Linked DNA regions of Homo sapiens: region 2 is linked to region 1. Evidence: read pairs that join two places in POLR2A ChIA-PET (ENCODE). Cell type or tissue: Caco-2. All regions are shown on one strand. Links, peaks and the distances in the headings refer to the core of each region. The heading gives the core; the rest is flanking DNA.

Evidence for each region. Peaks named below come from ENCODE experiments on the same cell type or tissue, not always from the same donor. Only the 100,000 strongest peaks of a DNase experiment are listed, where the experiment ranks them.
Region 2: POLR2A ChIA-PET joins it to region 1 with 8 read pairs; 2 of 35 experiments call an interaction of 5 or more read pairs at or near these places.

What each region holds. Positions count from the first base shown.
Region 1 is chr11:113,689,399-113,692,204 of GRCh38, reverse strand. It overlaps TMPRSS5 (transmembrane serine protease 5), which reads left to right. Exons shown (of 13, transcript NM_030770.4): 10 at 1,266-1,364; 11 at 1,832-1,974; 12 at 2,288-2,440. Among named protein-coding and RNA genes, the nearest start is that of TMPRSS5, 16 kb to the left of the region's middle. RefSeq lists enhancers at 937-2,136, 2,364-2,806. In Caco-2, for the core only: a CTCF peak has its summit at 1,035 (motif pointing right); a DNase peak (open chromatin) is centred at 1,354.
Region 2 is chr11:113,619,401-113,622,206 of GRCh38, reverse strand. The region is part of intron 1 of LOC107984390 (a long non-coding RNA gene); the gene reads left to right. Among named protein-coding and RNA genes, the nearest start is that of TMPRSS5, 86 kb to the left of the region's middle. In Caco-2, for the core only: no CTCF peak of the experiment used is centred there; no DNase peak of the experiment used is centred there.

The sequences.
Region 1 (2,806 bases), core at 170-2,669:
TCAACAGATATTTCTAAGGCTGGGCATGGCGGCTCACGCCTGTAATCCCAGCACTTTGGGAGGGTGAGGTGGGCAGATCATTTGAGGTCAGGAGTTCAAGGCCAGCCTGGCCAACATGGTGAAACCCCGTCTCTACTAAAAATACAAAAATGAGCTGGGTGTGGTAGCTCATGCCTGTAGTCCCAGCTACTCGGGAGGCTGAGGCAGGAGGATCACTTGAACCTGGGAGGCAGAGATTGCAGTGAGCTGAGATCATGCCACTGCACTCCAGCCTGGGTGACAAAGCAAGACTCCGTCTCAAAAAAAAAAAAAGAAAAAAAAGGAAAAGAAAACTTTCTTAGTTGACCGAAATAAGTGTATTTAAAAGAAAAATACGACTATATTAGTATCTAAGTAGTAGATACTACATGAGTATCTACTGTAGTAGTATTTCTCTTTTAAATATACTTATTTAGTTATAATAAATAGTATATTTACTATATAGTATAGTAAGTAAATAGCATATTTACTATTTAAATATACAAAATAGGTATAGTAAATAGATAATAATTAGTATCTCTAGTTAGAGAACCTATATTACTTACCTAACTAGAGAACCTATGTTACTTATAATAAATAGATCCTAACCACAAAAATATGTAGCATGAAAAGAAATCAGTGTGGAAGTTCTAGGTAGCTGAGTCCGCTGCAGAAGTTGCTGCACCTGGGCGTGCTGTCTCCTGTTTGGTGGGAGGACGGCAGGCAGTAAGAAAGGCACAGACCAGCACCAAATGAAGTCTTTCTCTGTGATGCGGTTAGAGGGACTGAAAGAGAATTGAAAAGGACATGGCGTTCTCCCCAAGTGAATGCTTTACTCAATAGTGTGCCTATGTACTACCTAAAATCATGCATGGCTGCACCCATGGGATATGTCACGTTTTTGGAAACACTGTCCTCATTAGAAGTTGGGTGCCCATGGCCTGAAAGAATTTTCACCCCCACTCCATCCCCAGGTGTGGGGAGGGGGCAGCATGGGTCCTGTCCACCCATAGAGGGCGCCATGCACACTGCAGTTTGCATGCTGTCCTCTGTGACAGGGGACCCCAAAGATGGGACAGTGCCCCACTTGCATAGCCATCTAGGAGGCCTGGCTGGTGGAACCCAGGAGCCAGGACTGTTTGAGAAGGGGGCTGAGGAGGACTTGCCAGTCCTGGGTCCTTCGCCCAGGCTCTGCAGTGGGGGAAGCCAAGCCTGACTGGGGACCAGGACCATGTGCCTCTCTACAGACACTGTGGGCGCTGTGTGCCTGCCGGCCAAGGAACAGCATTTTCCGAAGGGCTCGCGGTGCTGGGTGTCTGGCTGGGGCCACACCCACCCTAGCCATAGTGAGTCAGCTCCCTGGGCCCTCGGTGCAGGGGCGGGTGTGGGAGGCATTCTTCCCCAGGGTGAGGCAAGGCCACATCCCCTGGCCACATGACAGTGCCAGCCCTGTTTTTCCCTGGCATCACCCTTGGTCAGGCCTAGGGTCTCCAGTCTCCCCTGCTTGGGCCTTTCTGGGGAGAACATCTACTGCAAGTTTTCCCTAAACCCAGACCCTTTTACTCCCCCTCCCCTTGTCCCAGGAGCGCCATGGTCTCACATTTGGTGTATGTGTGAGTCCTCCTGCTCTTCCCACTCCCAGCCCCCAAGTCCGATAGCCTACTGCTTCCTTGCTCAGCGTCCACAGCTCCCACCCTGGGCTCGCCTCTTTGGGTCTCCCTGTCTCTGGGACTTCGAATTACCTCCCCTCTTGCTGCTCTGCCTGCCTGGGCCTTGCTTTGTGCCCTGCAGTTTTTCTCGGTGTCTCTCATAGCTTACAGCTCGGATATGCTCCAGGACACGGTGGTGCCCTTGTTCAGCACTCAGCTCTGCAACAGCTCTTGCGTGTACAGCGGAGCCCTCACCCCCCGCATGCTTTGCGCTGGCTACCTGGACGGAAGGGCTGATGCATGCCAGGTGTGGCCTGTGGTGGCTGGGGTGAGGGTGGGAGTGGAGGTGGGGGTGGGAGGGCAGGGGGCCTGCTGTGACTTGGCCCCCTGCCCTGGTCTGAGCTTGTCAGTGGTGTGAGACAGCCTCTCTAGAAGGAGGGGCACCTAGGCAAGTCTGGAGCTCATGCTAAGGGTTTAAGGAGGGGTGAGGCCAGCAGATATCTCAGCTAGAAGCAGGCGGGGCCCAGTAAGGAGATTCCACTTGCCATAGTGGTCTGGTGCTCTCCATCAGGAAGAACTAACTGGCTGTTTCTCTGTGTCTCCATGCCTGGATCCCTTAGGGAGATAGCGGGGGCCCCCTAGTGTGCCCAGATGGGGACACATGGCGCCTAGTGGGGGTGGTCAGCTGGGGGCGTGGCTGCGCAGAGCCCAATCACCCAGGTGTCTACGCCAAGGTAGCTGAGTTTCTGGACTGGATCCATGACACTGCTCAGGTGAGTGTGGGGGCAGGAGTAGGGCAGGGAGATTTCTAAAGGACCTGCCCTCGAATGCAAGGAACCTTACCCCTTAGGCCCGGGCCCTGCTGGGGACTGGGGAGGGTGCTAGGACATATTCCCCAGAGTGAGTGGAGGAAGAAGTGAAGCTTAAACATGGAATCCATTGGATTTCTATCAGTTTAAGGATGAACTGGGTAAGAGTATGCCTGAGTTTGTATCCCAGATCTACCATTTCCTGTGTCGACCTTTGGCAAATTTCTAACTTTGTTAAACCTTAATTTCCTGATAATAACCATGATGGCTACTTATATGCTATTGTTATATGCTATTAAATAAGACCCGTACAATGCCTAGCACAGTGCT
Region 2 (2,806 bases), core at 111-2,610, 70 kb after region 1:
AAAACAAATAAATTATAACAAACCTGATTTTGTTTTAAAATTCCTACACAAACAGCTAAGCAATTCTGACATTCTACTCAATATTTGGACTCTTACTGAAACACTAATGGATTCTCTTCAACACATGTCAGTGTTAAAAATCACAGTGAATGTGGACATAAACACATGCTCTAATTTTGTATAACACAACACATAATATTTATTGTTTCCTTTCTTAGAAATCAATTTATATGTAATTTCTGTGATTTTTGTAATATCTAGTTCAGTATCTAGCTCTCAAAATATCTAGTTCAGTATCTAGCTCTCAAAAGTATCTTTTATGTGTGCTCTTTGCTGCTTCAAGAAATAGTTTTTTTACTTTATGTCCCACTTGAGATAATATATCTAAACTAGTACAATCATATGTACTTACTCAAATCTAGTAAGTGTATAAATTAGGACCATTAATCCTAATGAGAAAGCTATAACCAACATTTATACATTTATATAAAAAGGAATCTTTAACTGGTTCAAGAAACACCTAAATACTGAATATATCACTAACACCCCCCTCAACCCTTGCAAATAATTAACTGTTGGATTACATTAACAATTCTCTAATTTCAGATATGATTTTCATTTCTGTTATAATGCAGGACTTTAATTCACGAGTTGTTAAATTAGTTTATAAACATAGTGTAAAAACCAACACACTTTAAATGCTATTTTCTGGCAGAACGCCATTCTGTGCATCAGAGTGACCCTGAGTAATATACGAGCAATTACTTTCACTCACTCTTGTCTCAAATGCTCAGAAAGTCTCACCTTTTTGACTTCCTGGGCTGAATTCCAGCCTGGAGTATGTGTTAGGGACAGTTATCTAGCCACTGAGATGAACAACCCTCAAATCTCAGTGGTTCATCACACAAAATTTTTGTTAATGGGATGTGTCTTATTCTATTGGGCAGCTTCACTCCAGGTGGTGTCTCAGGGACCCAGGCAGGCTCCTTTTTCCTTATGGCTCTGCTAACTGTTCAGGTGGGACATCTATTGTGGGACTTGCTGAGGACCAGGCCCAGAAGTGACACACATCATTTTCTCCTGTATCCTACAAGCCAAGACTTCAAAGCTTGGCCAACCTATGGCAAAGGATCTGGGAAATATTGAGGAGCACACAGATTCAGATGAGGACTACTAACTTCTAAAACAGAGCAGATAAGTTCACCTCTGAAGTGGGTTGGGAGAGTTGAGTATCATAGAATTAGGAAGACTTGGGAGCTAAGTTGGGAAGGTTCCACCTTCTAAGTCCTTTTTTTTTTCTCTTAGAGACGGGGTTTCTCTTTGTCACTGAGGCTGGAGTGTAGTAGTGTGATCATAATTCACTGTAGCCTCGACCTCCTAGGCTCAAGCGATCCTCCCATCTCAGCCTCCTGGGTAGGTAGGACTACAAGCATGTGCCACCACACTTGGCTAATTTTTAAATATTTTTAGAAATGGGGTCTCACTATGTTTCCTAGCCTGGTCTCAAGCTCTTGGCCTTAAGCGATACTTCTGCCTTGGCATCTCAAAGTGCTGGGATTACAGGCATGACCCACCATGCCTGGCCCATCTTCTAAGTCTTAATTAGAAGACTGAATTCCTTGGAGGTTCAAATAGGATGCCAGAAACCTGACTATCCAATCTGCAACCCATGGACCAAATGAAGTCTACCTAAGGGTTTTAAACAAACTTTATTTTATTCAATTAATAAATATGATACTCCTTAACGGAAAGAATAGTAGCATATGATGTTATGCTGAGAGGCTTAGATCAATTACGAATTGGATTTTAAATTGTACATGAGGGAATTTCAAACATTTTATGAAAAATGGAAATAAAAGATAAAAATTTAAAAAATATACTTTTTTTTTAAAACATAAACTCATTCAAGATTAAGATACTTTTGTAAGACATGATACCAGCCATTTTGTCTATCCCCAAAGAACTGAGGCTCCAGGGAATTTAACCATGCTAATGTAATCTTTTTCACATTATTAACTGAAGAAAAATGAGTGCCCTTGAAATATTTTTTAAGATTAGGAAACAAAAGCAAGTCAGAAGGAACCGAAGCAGGATGGTAAGGTGGATGCCTAATGATTTCCCATAGGAACTTAAGATTGCCTTTGTTTGATGAGAGAAATGAGCAGGAGCATTGTCGTGGTGGAGAAGGACTTTCTAGTGAATCTTTCCTGGGCATTTTTCTGCCAAAGCATTGGCTAACTTTCTCAAAACACTCTCATAATAAGCAGATGTCATTCTTTGGCCTTCCAGAAAGTCAACAAGAAAAATACCTTGAGCATTCCAAAAAACTGTTGCCATGACCTTTGCTCTTGACCAGTCTGCTTTTACTTTGACTGGACCACTTGCCCCTCTTGGTAGCCATTGCTTTGATTGTGCTTTGTCTTCAGGATGGTACTGGTAAAGCCATGTTTCACCTTCTGTTGCAACTCTTTGAAGAAATGCTTTAGGATCTCAATTCTACTTGTTTGAAATTTCCACTGAAAGCTCTGCTCTTGTCTGCAGCTGATCTGGACACATAAATTTTTGTACCTTTGAGTGGAAATGCTCAACTTTAACTTTTCAGTCAGAATTGTGTAAGTCGAACCATTGAGTTGGCTATGGTGTTGGCTATTGTCTTTGCTGTCAATTATCAGTCCTTTTTATTTAGGGAATGAGCAAGATTAATTTTTTCCTTGAAAATTAACATGGATGGTCTGCTGCTTCAGGCTTCATTTTCAACAGTTTTCTAGTCCCTTCCTAAAAAGAGTTATCCATTTGTAAACTGCTG